Regions from separate parts of the Homo sapiens genome. Here region 2 is linked to region 1. The links are chromatin loops, found by intact Hi-C in ENCODE. Cell type or tissue: thyroid gland. All regions are shown on one strand. Each heading gives the region's core, and the rest is flanking DNA. Links, peaks and the distances in the headings are about the cores only. Region 1 overlaps SGK1 (serum/glucocorticoid regulated kinase 1). Region 2 overlaps SGK1 (serum/glucocorticoid regulated kinase 1).

Region 1 (6,918 bases), core at 987-4,986:
TGTTATGTTTTTATTGTCTTAAGGGGGCCCTTCATTTGATGGCATAAAAAGTTATGACCAGCCATCTGTAGTTCAGTTAATAGGTCAAGAATATCAGCAGCTATTGTTATGTTGAGGTCATTATTTATCAAGCTTCAACACATAAAAAGCAAAAGTAGGCCGGGCGTGGTGGTTCACACCTGTAATCCCAGCACTTTGGGAGGCTGAAGCCAGTGGATCACTTGAGGTCAGGAGTTTGAGACCAGCCTGGCCAACATGGTGAAACTTAATCTCTACTAAAAATACAAAAATTAGCCAGGCATGGTGGCGGATGCCCGTAATATCAGCTACTTGGGAGGCAGAGGCAGGAGAATCACTTGAACCCGGGAGGTGGAGGTTGCAGTGAACTGAGATCGCGCCACTGAGAGCACTGCCTGGGCGACAAAGCAAGACTCCATCTCAAAGAATAAAATAAAATAAAATAAAATAAAATTAAATTAAAATAAAATAAAATATAAAATAAAATAAAATAAAATATAAAATAAAATAAAATAAAATAAAATAGCAAAAATAGTCCAAATGTCAGTTAACAGGGGGACCAAATTTATGGGTGAACATCCACAAGAAACATAAGTGGCCTCTAGGGAAGCCAATCTTTGCACAGAATTTTTGTTTAATGAGGTGGAGGGTATACAAGATATAGGCCAAAGGATAATTTAGGTTCTTATGACTGTGTCCTTGTTCTTTTCAAATCCTAGCTTCATCTCTGCTCCCACTGATGACACTATGAGACTTTGGAATTCTTCACTGTGTGTAAGACGATTTTATTACTGAGATAGCTACCGCTTTGTAGTTATGACCTGAGTAAACAAGGTTAGTCAACCCACAGGATTTTCATGTGTCCACAGATTTTTACTAGATAATTTATCTGTAATATCAGGAGGCAAAGTCTACCATGAATATACTGGCCAACATGTATCAGATGGAAAATTCTTGTGTAAGCAGATGATGTTTAACTTTTATCACATTTTTCTCTTTTGTTAGATAATGCCATACTTCGGCAGACAAGCAATTGTTTTCTAGCTATAAATATGAGTATTTTGCTTTTCAAGAGAAAAAATCTAGAAATTGTTTTCTTTACTTTAAAAAATTCATGTACTGAAGTCCTTCCTCTGCTTGTATTAATCCAATGATATCATTTTATATATTCTCTGAAATACTAAAATATTTCTGTAGTCCATATGTTTTCAAATTATGAATCATTTTATTTCTACATTTGGTACATAAACTATTACTGCTCCTGAGTAAATATGGATATACCACTTTATAGTGATTTTTTTTCTTCTTTTTCTCTTTTTCTATTTTTTTTTTTTTTTTTTTTGAAAACAGGGTCTTACTCCTGGCCTCAAGTGATCCTCCTGCCTCAGCCTCCTGAGTAGCTGGAATTATAGGCATGAGCTACCAGTAGTGATTCCTAAGTCCCCAGAAATTTGAGCTAATTTTTATTTATTTATTTATTCTTGTATTTACTTATTTTGAAGACAAGGTGTCGCTCCGTCACCCAGGCTGGAGTGCAATGGCATGATCATGGCTCACCGCAGCCTCCAACTCTTGGGCTCAAGCCATCCTTCTGCCTCATCTTCCTTAGTAGCTGGGACCATACGTGCAAGCCACCACACCCAGCTTGAGCTGATTTTTTTAATGTGATGAACTATGAGAAAACATATAGGAGCTAAATGATGAGAACTTAGAAACACAAAGACGGAAACAACAGACACTATGGTTTACTTGATGATAGAGGATGGGAGGGTGAAGAGGAGCAGAAAAGATAACTATTGGATAATGGACTTAATACCTGGGTGATGAAACAGTCTGCACAACAAACCCCTGTGACAAGAGCTTACCTATGCTGGCCCGGCATGGTGGCTCACGCCTGTAATCTCAGCACTTTGGGAGGCCAAGGCAGGCAGATCACTTGAGCTCAGGAGTTCTAGGCCAGTCTGGCCAACATGGTGAAACCGGATCTCTACTAAAAATACAAAAATTAGCCAGGCGTGGTGGCGGGTGCCTGTAATCCCAGCTACTCAGGAGGCTGAGACAGAAGAATGGCTTGAACCTGAAAGGCGGAGGTTGCAGTGAGCTGAGATTGCGTCACTGCACTCCAGACTGGGCGACAGGGCAAGACTCTCTCTCAAAAAAAAAAAAAAAAAAAGAAAGAGAGTTTACTTATGTACAAACCTTCAAATGTACCACCAAACCTAAAACAAAAGTTAAAAAAAGAAAGAAAAATAAATGTAGAAAAAAATATATATATATATGAACAACGCATAATCCTGGAAATATAAGGAAAAATTAAATTTTCTCCTCTGGGAAAAATTTATACAGTAATGATTCTTGCTCTTTAATTTTTGTTTGAAAGAAATCTAGACATTTAAAAAACCCCAGTGGTAGAATTGTCTTGTTAAAAAGGGACATCAAGTAAAAGGCCAGGGGAACATCAAAGAATTATGTTTCTTACCTGGCAAAACCAGTGTCTAGCTAAAATAATGGCTTGCAAATCAATCTTGTTGTTTAACCACTTCATTATCTGGTTTTCTCTAAGCAAAGAACATTATCTGTGTTGCCAATAATAGTACTGGGGAAAAACACACATTTTGAAAGTATGAAGAAACTCATTCTACCTTGAAATTCTCATTCAAGAGGAAATTATAGGCCACTGCAGGACCAGCGATTGAAAAACAAAGGTGTACAAAAACAAACAACTCAGGTTTCAAAGGCTAAAAACAAAGATAACAGGAAAGAACCTAAACTTGTGCAGCCTGTTTGCTTACTGTCTGAACAAATGCTGGGAATGCATGAGAAATTCTAAGCCCTGTGAACAAAAGTGTGAGCAGTAAGATGACGGGTGATCAATTTTCTTCCTTTCTCTATTTTTCATTTTTTCCCTATGATGAGCATATGCCACTTTTATGTTATAATGATAAAAAAGAAAGACTTAAAAAATGACTTTTGTTTTTCCAACTGTATACCAGTATCTATCTACACATAGCAACTGAGCACGCTAGTCCTGTCGTCTGGCACTCACACAAAAAGAGTGAATGTCAAAATCTAGGCAATTCTACCAGATTTCACGTAATGAAACTACCTTGAATAATTCCTTAATTCTTCACAAAATCATGTTTTTATTTAACTTCTATTTCTATCAAGCAATGTGGACTAACTACCCCTAATATTTAACTCTATTTAAACTGTGTATCAGGCCAGATGCTGGCTCACACCTGTAATCCAAGCACTTTGGGAGGCCAAGGCAGGTGGATCACTTGGGCTCAGGAGTTCAAGACCAGCCTGGGCAACATGGAGAAACCCCGTCTCTACAAGAATACAAGAAATTAGCTGGGTGTGGTGGCATGTGCTTATAGTCCCAGCTTCTTGTGGGGCTGAGGCAGGAGGATCGCTTGAGCCCAGTAGGCTGAGGCTACAGTGAGCTGAGATCATGCCACTGCACTCCAGCCTGGGTGACAGAGTGAGACCTTGTCTCAAAAACAAAACAAAAAACAGATTACACACTACATTAAATAAATAAAATACTCTCTGATGATGACTGATTTTGAATGAAAATACTCCATTCACTGGAATATATTTTCCATAAAAAATGACAAAAACATTGTCATTTTTTGTATTATTTCTTTTTCTTTTCTTCTTTTTTTTTTTTTGAGATGGAGTCTCACTCTGTCCCCCAGGCTGGAGTGCAGTGGCGCGATCTCAGCTCACTGCAACCTCTGCCTCCTGGGTTCACGCCATTCTCCTGCCTCAGCCTCCTGCATAACTGGGACTACAGGTGCCCGTCACCATGCCCAGCTAATTTTTTGTATTTTTAGTAGAGACAGGGTTTCACCGTGTTAGCCAGGATGGTCTCCATCTCCTGACCTCATGATCCGCCCGTCTCGGCCTCCCAAGGTGCTGGGATTACAGGCGTGAGCCACCACACCCAGCCTTATTTCTTTTTCTTTTTTGGAGATAGAGTCTCGCTCTGTTGCCCAGGCTGGAGTACAGTGGCCCAATCTCGGCTCATTGCAACCTCTGCCTCCTGGGTTCAAGCAATTCTTCTGCCTCAGCCTCCTGAGTAGCTGGGATTACAGGCAGACACCACCAGGCCTAGCTAATTTTTGTATTTTTAGTAGAGACGGGGTTTCACCATGTTGGCCAGGCTGGTCTTGAACTCCTGATCTCAGGTGATCCACCTGCCTCAGCCTCCCAAAGTGCTGGGATTACAGGTGTGAGCCACCACACCCGACCTATTATTTCTTGTATTATTAAAATCATTTCAGGAATTTGTAAAAGTTACAGTAATAAAACTCGTACTGCAACCATGACTAGAACATGGCCTTTGTAAAGAATCCATTTACAGGCTCATAAGATTTGGTGTTGTGGATGGATGGCTATGGAGCTGCTCAAGCTTGTGTTTGCACTTATCAGAATTCAAGGCAGTTAGAAAGAGTTTCCAAGTGCTGATGTGCTGGAGAAGAAAGGGCATGCTGCAGTGTAGAAACCACGGGAGAAACAATTGCGTCACCTAGTTTCAAACTGTGAGAAAACTACTAGCGAACTAGAAGAATATTTAACTTCCTAAACCTGAGAGATCTACATCTTAAAGAATATAGATTCTACTCTAGGCACATCATAGTCAAACTGATAAAAAATAAAAATAAAAATAAAAATAAAATTACAGCAGCCAGTAAAAGACTACACGTTACATTCAGCATAGCAATAATGTAAACATTGTTGACTTCTCATCAGAAACTCTACAGGCCAGAAGACAAGAACCAATATCTTTAAAGTTATGAAAGAAAGAAAAACAAAGTAGCCACGCAGAATTCCATATCTAGCAAAAATATCCTTCAAGAATGAAATAAAGGTATTTCCATTTATAAAGACATATCATGTAGATAAAAGAAAACTAAGATATTTCACTGCCAGAAGACTTATAAGAAATCCTGGCCAGGCGCGGTGGCTCACTCCTGTAATCCCAGCACTTTGGGAGGCTGAGGTGAGTGGATCACTTGAGGTCAGGAGTTCAAGACCAGCCTGGCCAACATGGTGAAACCCTGTCTCTATTAAAAATACAATTAGCCAGGCATGGTGGCATGCACCTGTAATCCCAGCTACTTGGGAGGCTGAGACAGGAGACAGGAGAATTGCTTATACCCGGGAGGTGGAAGTTGCAGTGAGCTGAGGTCTCGCCACTGCACTGCAGCCTGGGTGGCAGAGCAAGATTCTATCTCAAAAAAATAATAAAAACATGAAAAAAAAGAAATCCTAAAGGAAAATTTCCAGGCTAAAGGGAAATGATACCAGAGAGAAACAGATTTTCAGGAAGAAATGAAGAACATCAGAAATGGCAAATATCTGGATAAAAACAAAAGATAATTTTCCCCTTATTTTTTAAAAAATGCACTGTACTGTAGGGTTTAGTACATATATAGATAATACATATGACAGCTATAATATAAAAGATGAGGGTAGAGTGGGGTAGATGCACCTACATTGTTTGCAAATTTTGACGATGGTCTATGAAAATTTAAAGTCATTTATTCTCAGCTGGGTACAGTGGCTCATGCCTGTAATGCCAGCTCTTTGGGAGGCCGAGGTGGGCAGATCACTTGAGGTCAAGAGATCGAGGCCAGCCTGGCCAACATACTGAAACCCCGTCTCTACTAAAAATACAAAAATTAGCCAGGCGTGGTGGCACGTGCCTGTAATCCCACTACCTGGGAGGCTGAGACAGGAGAATTACTTGAACCCAGAAGGTGGAGGTCACAGAGAGCCAAGATTGTGCCACTGCACCCCAGCCTGGGCAACAGAGTGAGACTCTGTCTCAAAAAAATAAAAATAAAAATAAAGTCATTTATTGTAATCTTCAGAGCACCACTGAAAATGTGATGCAAAGAGGATAACTAGAAAGTCAACAGGTAAATTAATATTAAATTCTAAAACCTATTCAAATAATCCTAGAGAAGTCAGGAAAGGAAGAATAAGCAAACAAAGAAGAGAAGGGACATATAGAAAACAAATAGCAAAACAGTAAAGTTAAATCTAACTGTGTCATTACATTAAGTATAAAGGGGCTAAACATCACAAGTAAAAAAAACAGAGATCATTAGATAGGATTTTAAGAGGAAAATCTAACCACATGATGTCTATAAGATAAGCACCTTAACTATAAGACACAGGTTGAAAGAAAATGGAAAGAAAAATATGCCATGTGAAAAGTAGGCTTTAGAAGATTGGACTGGCTGTATCTATCAGAAGAAATAGACTTAAAACAAAGACTTTTACCAGAGATAAAGAAGGAAATTTCCTAATGATAAAATGATCAGTTCATTAGGAAATAATAATAATCATAAAGATGTGTGTGTGGTTGGGCACGGTGGCTCATGCCTGTAATCCCAGCACTTTGGGAGGCTGAGGTGGGTGGATCACCTGAGGTCAGGAGTTAGAGACCAGCCTGAACAACGTGGCAAAACCCCGTCTCTACTAAAAATACAAGAATTAGCTGGGAGTGATGGCATGTGCCTGTAATCCCAGTTACTCAGGAGGCTGAGGCAGGAGAATTGCTTGAACCCAGGAGGCAGAGGTTGCAGTGAGCCGAGCCGAGATCATGCCATTGCACTCCAGCCTGGGCAACAAGAGCAAAACTCCACCTCAGAAAAAAAAAAAAAAGTATATGTGCCTAATAACAGAGGTTCAAAATACATAAAGCAAAAATTGACTGAATTAAAAGAACCAAAAGACAATTCTACCACTAGAGGTGGAGATTTTAAAACACTCTTAGTAATGGACTGACCAACTAGGCAAAAAATAAATAAATAAATAAATAAATAAATAAATAAATAAATAAATAATTACTCTAGACATAGATCCTACTTTATGAGTTGGTTA
Region 2 (6,918 bases), core at 1,651-5,650, 53 kb after region 1:
TTTTGTTACCACCAAGTTAATGCATTTAACGTTTTCTAATCTACAAAGACCTATAACCTCTGCTCCCCACGTTACTTAACTAGAGAGCTACCTATCTGCTACTCATCAAACCCAGCCAGAGATGCCAAGTTCCTGAATTTTTTTTCTCACATAGAAATCTAGATGAATCCCCTGAAATGGTCATTTTAAAATCAAGTCAAAAGGAAAACAACAGGAAATACTCACTAGAGTAAAAGAGAAAAGTGAATCGAGGACAGACTTGTGTATTTACAACTCTCAAGGCCAATGAACATTGGAAAAGCAAACTAAAATGATAGATAGCAAGCTGTGGAATTTGGCTTGACCTTAAAGAGGATTTTAATATGCTCTTATATCACTGTCTGCTACTCAAGGTCGATAAGAAAAGCGTGGTTTTCTTACGGAACAGAGCTGAGTCACTTATATAATACCAGTGCATTTCAGTTGATTGTGATGATTTTTTCAAGAGATGATGTCACACAAATTGAGTTTTGCTTGAATCTTGCCTAAAAATAGTTTGATTTATTTACTAGGTCAAAAAGACAAGGGGATCTAACATCAATGACAAGTAAAAATAGAAAGATTTATTTATCCTGAACACTATGGACAAATGTGTGTCTCAGCACATTTAGGTGTTTATCCAAGGCTCTTTGTGTAAGTAGAATGAACCAGAAGCAATTTACTATATGTGAATAAGAAATATCAAGGTGATATTAATGGTTTGTATTTCCCTTTTCTGTAGAAGATTTGTAAGAAGAGTCTTTTCAGGTCCCCAAAGGTAAACTTTAGGATTAAATTATATGGTTTTAAGAAATTATCACTAAATCTTTCCCCCATTTTTTTTAACCCTTAAACATTTTTGTTTGAAACAGGGTCTCACTCTGTTGTTCAGGCTGCAGTGCAGTGGCAAGATCATGGCTCACTGCAGACTTGACCTCCTGGGCTCAAGCTGTCCTGCCTCAGCCTCTCAGGTAGCTGGGACTATAGGTGTGCACTACTATACACGGCTAATTTATTTCATCGTATTTTTTGTAGAGACAGGGTCTCACTATGTTGCCCAGGCTAGTTTTGGGTTCCTGGGCTCAAGCAATCATCCTGCCTTGGGCTCCCAAAGTTCTGGGATTACAGGTGTGAGCCATTGCACCCAGCCCTTAGAATCTTCATATTTTTGTTTAATTTGTTCTTTGTAGAGTAGTTTTCACTACAGGGATGTTACTTGGTAAATTAAATTCTATCATTTCAATTAACAACCCAAGAAAAATATATGTATAATGATAAACTTTGAGGAAAAAGAGAAATAACTGCAAAAAAAATGAATTGGCATGCAGTTAAACTTTGCTTATCCCTTAAATTTTGTTCCTGCTTATAGATTTTTAGTAGTTCATACAAAGTCTTCTTTTAAAATTTTAAAAGTCTCAAAACTACTAAAACAGGATATTATTTTAGTGGAAAATAGCCATATGGTTTCTGGGAAGGATTTTACTAAAGGAATAAATTTAATTAGAAGCAGGAAAGATTTGGTTACATACAACAAAAGCCAACAAAATATGCTCAACCCCAAGGGTAAGTGTAACTGCTGGCTAGAGATTTCCAGGAGAGGACAGGGAGTAGTTTTCCTAGAATATTTTATGTCCTAAATAGCCTGGATGAAGTCCCTTATTCCCTTCCAGACTCATCACTGGGAACGCGGCACACTGGTGGGCTATGATTCCCTGGAGAGCTTATGAAATAAAAATCAAGTGAGCTACGAGTGCAGCCAGAAACTTGCTTTACCCACAAGTCCTGACCCTGAAACTTAATTTTTGTGACTTGAATTGTGTCTCTCTGTTTAAAATTTATTTATTTAGAGATGAGGTTTTACTCTGTCACCCAGGCTGGAGTGCAGTGGTGCAATCATTGTTCACTGCATCCTCAATCTCCCAGGCTCAAGCAATCCTTCCATCTCAGCCTCCCGAGTAGCTGGGACTACAGGTGGGTGCCATCACGCCTGGCTAATTTTTAAAATTTTCTGTAGTGATGGGAGTCTTTCTACGTGACCCAGGCTGGTCTTGAACTTCTGGGCTCAAGCGATCCTCCCACCTCTGTCTCCCAAAGTGTTGCGATAACAGGCGTGAGCCACCATGCCCAGCTAAATTATGTTTCTAAATACAGCAGAACTATGTACTTCGTGATAGGTAAAGCTATTGTTTGGTTGATTCTTAGAGAAGAGAAAGGGAGTCCATGCTATCTCTTTCCACACTCTAAATCCTGAGATATAAATCTTTAGATTCTTGATCCTCACCCCTGGAAGAGAGGTCAGCAGTGACTCGAACAGGGGTGACCTCCTGGCTCTAGGAGCCCCAGGAAACAGGATTGGAAACATGGAAGTACTCCTGGAGGAGAAGGATTTAGCTTCCTGGTTATCAGGCTCTCTGGCTGCTCACACAATGTGCGCGTTGCACAGACAGTAAGCCAGTTATAATCGAACTCTTTCACATGAAATTCTTCTCTTGGGAACAAGGGCTTGATCAGGATCTTTTTGGGAGAGTGTGCTGATTTTAGCTTTCAGCTAACGTAGACATTCTCTCTCTGTTAGCACAAGAAACAAATCTGGTTCATTTTTGTAAATTTAACAACCGAGACTCAGATTTAAAAAAAAATTGATTGCGCCACTGCTCTCCAGCCTGGGCAACAGAGTGAGATTCCACCTCAAAAAAAAAAAAAAAAAAAAAAAAGCCGCAGACAGGATTGTAAGGTAATTTAAATCTACATAGAAATAATTCATCTAAGTTTATTTAGTCTGATCATTTGTTTTACGTGCTTTCTCAAGGATAACATGGTTGAAAATTTAGTGAAAAATAAGGACTATTGTGGGTGATAAGCTTAGGAATCACCAGACACCTCTCTCCAGAGACCATAATACATCATGCCAAGAGCAAAAAACTGGGAGAAATGAGCAATTTGAAGTACTGTTATTTTAATCCCCATAAGCCTATATAAAATTTTTTTTGATATAAATTAAAAGAAACCAGAAATCTATAAAGCCATCTGGCTGATTTAAGTATATTTTTTATAGCATCTTTTTAAGAAAGATCAGAAAAACTCAAGACAATATAAAAGTATGTCAGTATGGAAACTATTCCTAGCTGATCATTTTACTTCCAAGCCTTCTGGGCTTCAAAGGGACAGCTCAACAATTTTGAGAAGAAATATAAAAGTAACAACACACCTTCTTGAGCCTAACAGATGGAGTAAGACATTTGAAATGCTGAACAAGAGACATGGGTCAGAATCCATCCCAGAATTGTATGAAGCCAGCTTAATTAAAAGTGCTTTCTAGGCTGAAGCAGAGCATCACTTGAGCTCAGGAGTTCGTCTTTTGTTTTTCTTTTTTTTTTTTTCTTTTTGTGGAGAACGGGGTCTCGCTATATTGCCCAGGCAGGTCTCGAACTCCTGGGCTCAAGCTATCGTCTCGCCTCTTGCCTCCCTGAGAGCTGGGATTACAGACATGAGCCACCGCGCCCAGCTGAGCTCAGGAGTTCGAAACCAGACTGAGCAACAGCGAGACCTTGTCTCTACTAAAATTTAAAAAAGAAAAAAAACAATTAGCTGGGCATGGTGGTGAAAGCCTGTAGTCCCAGCTACTTGGAGGGCTGAGGATTGCTTGAGCCCAGGAAATCGAGGCTGCAGTGAGCCCTGATTGTGCCACTGCACTCCAGCCTGGGCAACAGAGTGAGACCTTGTCTCAAAAAAATAAAAAATTTTTTTCTACAGTGCCCCTCTATTATTGTCTTTGTAATTTATTGTCTTCCTCCTTTGTAAAGGAGGAAGAAGAGGCAGTAACCTTATATTTAATTATGTCAACAACTCAGTGTTAATTCTTCTGTTTGCAGCACCGTGGCTAATAACTTCAAATCGCATGGATCCTTCCAGAGGACTCTGGCTTCACTAGGCCTTTAAAACAGCACACAGTGCCTTGGCTTCAGCATTTGGTCGCTGACTAAGCACCTTTCAAGCTGCCTTCAATTGAAAGACGGACAGCGGACTCTGAGGAAATCCTTGCTCAGCCAAATGTATCCCATATGAGAGGGCAAACTTAATGAGAATCAGTCCCTGGCATGCAGCGCCTCTGGAATGTGCGTGATTTACAGCCAGCATGGGCTACAGAGTTTTCTGTCCTAGTCTCTCCTTTTCTGTCCTAGTCTCTCCTTTTTTTTTTTTTCAAAAAAAAAAAAATGCATCAACAAAGTATCAATTTTAGCTAATAAAGGCAAAAAGAAAAAAGAGCACACTAACTTTAGCACATGTATGCAAGGTCCCGGGAGGAGATAAGAAAATGAACACATTCGATTCACAACTGCAAGGAGCTTAGAGAATACATGGACACGCACACACATATCACACAGGGCAGAGCAAACTGATTGACAGGCAGAAGTACAAAGTGCTGTGGGAGCATAAATATTGTGTTTTCCATTTTCCTCCAAGTGCCTTTATTTGTAGCAATGGAATGGTCTCATGGTGCAAAATCATATTTGTGATGCTGCCTGGCTTCCTATCAATAGGGTGGAGTTGTACCTGTTCACTTTCTACGAGTGAGGCTCCTGGTGAGTATGGTGTTTTCCCCAAACGCACAAGTAATAGATTAATATGGGATTGAAACATTTAAACGATATAAAGAAAGCTAATGTCCTCCTTGACTCATCTCCTCCACCTAATCACTGGCCAGTTCTAATCCCTGGAAGGTGGTAATCACCATTGTCATTTGATATACATACTTCCACGTCTTTTAATTTACATTTACCCACACATATATACTCACACTCATAGATAAACACACATATATACAGACAAGAAGAAAGAAATACAAAGTTTAAAAAATGTGATAATGGTATATACATGTTCATCTTCAACTTGCTTTTCTAGCATAATATACCATGGGATATGTCAATATATACAAATCTCATTTTTTTTTTCTTTTTTGAGACAGAGTTTTGCTCTTGTTGCCCAGGTTAGAGTGCAGTGGCGCCATCTCGGCTCACTGCAACCTCCGCCTCCCGGGTTCAAGCAATTCTCCAGCCTCAACCTCCCGAGTAGCTGAGATTGCAGGCATGCGCCACCACGCCTGGCTAATTTTTTGTATTTTTAGTAGAGACAGGGTTTCACCATGTTGGCCAGGCTGGTCTCAAACTCTGACCTTAGGTGATCCACCTGCCTCGGCCTCCCAAAGTGCTGGGATTACAGGCGTGAGCCACCGTGCCCGGCTACAAATCTCTTTGTTTTTAATCACTGTATAGTGTTCTATGGTATGGATATGTCATAATTAATAATGCTCTACAAGTTTATAATTTTGTTATCTCCTGATGTTTCCATTTTTTCACCATTTCCAACATTGCAATGGATATTACTGTACCTATCTCAGTTATCACATAAGCAAGTAATTATCTGGGGTAGATGTGGAGACATGGATTTGCTAAATTAAAAGGTAAGAGATTCCCAGCTGGGCTCAGTGGTTCATGCCTATAATCCCAGCACTTTGGGAGGCTGAGGTGGGTGGATCACTTGAGGCCAGGAGTTCAAGTTGCAGTGAGCCAACATCACGTCACTGCACTCTAGCCTGGGTGACAGAGTGAGACTCTGTCTCAAAAACAAACAAAGGCAAGAGATTTTGATTTTTTTTTTTTTTTTTTTTTTTTGAGATGGAGCCTCGCTCTTGTCACCTAGGCTGGAGTACAATGGCATGATCCTGGGTCACTACAACCTCCACCACCTCCCAGGTTCAAGCGATTCTCCTGCCTCAGTCTTCCAAGTAGCTGGGATTACAGGCGCCCGCCACCACACCTGGCTAATTTTTGTATTTTTAGTAGAGACAGGGTTTCACCATGTTGACCGGGCTGGTCTTGAACTCCTGACCTCAGGTGATCTGCCCTCCTCGACCTCCAAAAGTGCTGGGATTACAGGCGTGAGCCACTGTGCCCTGCCTTCAGTCTTCTTGAGTTGGCTATTACTAGGAAGTATGAGAAAAATGTCCCTCTCTGACAGAATTTGCCCATTTTTCTTTCTATTTGTTAGTTATTTCTTTAAATATTTCCATGTTATGTTAAGTGCATGAAGATTTGTGAATGTTTTATCTTCTTGGTAGATATTTTTCTTCAACATGAAATATTCCTCTTTGGTCCTTTTTCCTTTTTTTTTTTTTGTATTTTGTCGATATTTATATTGCTAAAACTACTTTCCTTGTATTAGACTTTATCTGGAACATTATTATTTTCCAAATTGCCAGATCCTTTTACAAACATAGTTTACAATGTCCCCAGCTTTTGCTGTGATCATTTTGGACTATGGTTTCCACATCAAACTTATCATCCTACCTGCCTTCTCTTTTTCAGAGATACTTAATTATCCCTTATCTACACAATGGTATACTTTGTCTTCTAGCACAATTATAAGCTAAAGTGTGTGTGTGTCTGTGTGTGTGTGTGTATGTGTGTGTGTGTCATTTAAGGCAGAAAGTAGAGATGACATTACATGGTCAGGCTGCCATCTTGATACGATCCTATGTTTTCCTTAACACCAGATTTCCTTCTCCACCTCCACTTCAAAACTTTCCTTTCCTTCCAGCTTGGTTGATCTAGATACTAAAGGTGCCGTGGGAGATACAATACAGAGTAGAGTTTGTGAATACGTTTAGTCAGCATACACCTCTCGAAAAACTACTTTTGGTCTCCATCTCTTTGTGGCCTATAAGTTAGTTTCAGGCTGAATACTACAACATGTGTTCCAGTAGCATGCATTATTTAGTAACAGCTTACACAGCTCTAAGTTATCATCTTTCCCACCTCATTCCCAGGAAGATTTGTTTAATTTATAAGCAGTCCATTTCAGACAGCACTCCTCGGGATATCACAATATTGCTGTTCTTCT

What was found. Hi-C counts contacts between places; a loop is a spot of excess contacts. Peaks named below come from ENCODE experiments on the same cell type or tissue, not always from the same donor. Only the 100,000 strongest peaks of a DNase experiment are listed, where the experiment ranks them.
Region 2: it touches region 1 in a loop (2.2-fold over the local background); 4 of 110 quality-filtered maps call a loop at or near these places.

Annotation. Positions count from the first base shown.
Region 1 is chr6:134,197,387-134,204,304 of GRCh38, forward strand. The region is part of intron 3 of SGK1 (serum/glucocorticoid regulated kinase 1); the gene reads right to left. Among named protein-coding and RNA genes, the nearest start is that of SGK1, 120 kb to the right of the region's middle. In thyroid gland, for the core only: no CTCF peak of the experiment used is centred there; a DNase peak (open chromatin) is centred at 2,745; H3K27ac peaks cover 2,555 bases.
Region 2 is chr6:134,249,909-134,256,826 of GRCh38, forward strand. The region is part of intron 2 of SGK1 (serum/glucocorticoid regulated kinase 1); the gene reads right to left. Among named protein-coding and RNA genes, the nearest start is that of SGK1, 65 kb to the right of the region's middle. In thyroid gland, for the core only: no CTCF peak of the experiment used is centred there; a DNase peak (open chromatin) is centred at 4,053; H3K27ac peaks cover 1,467 bases.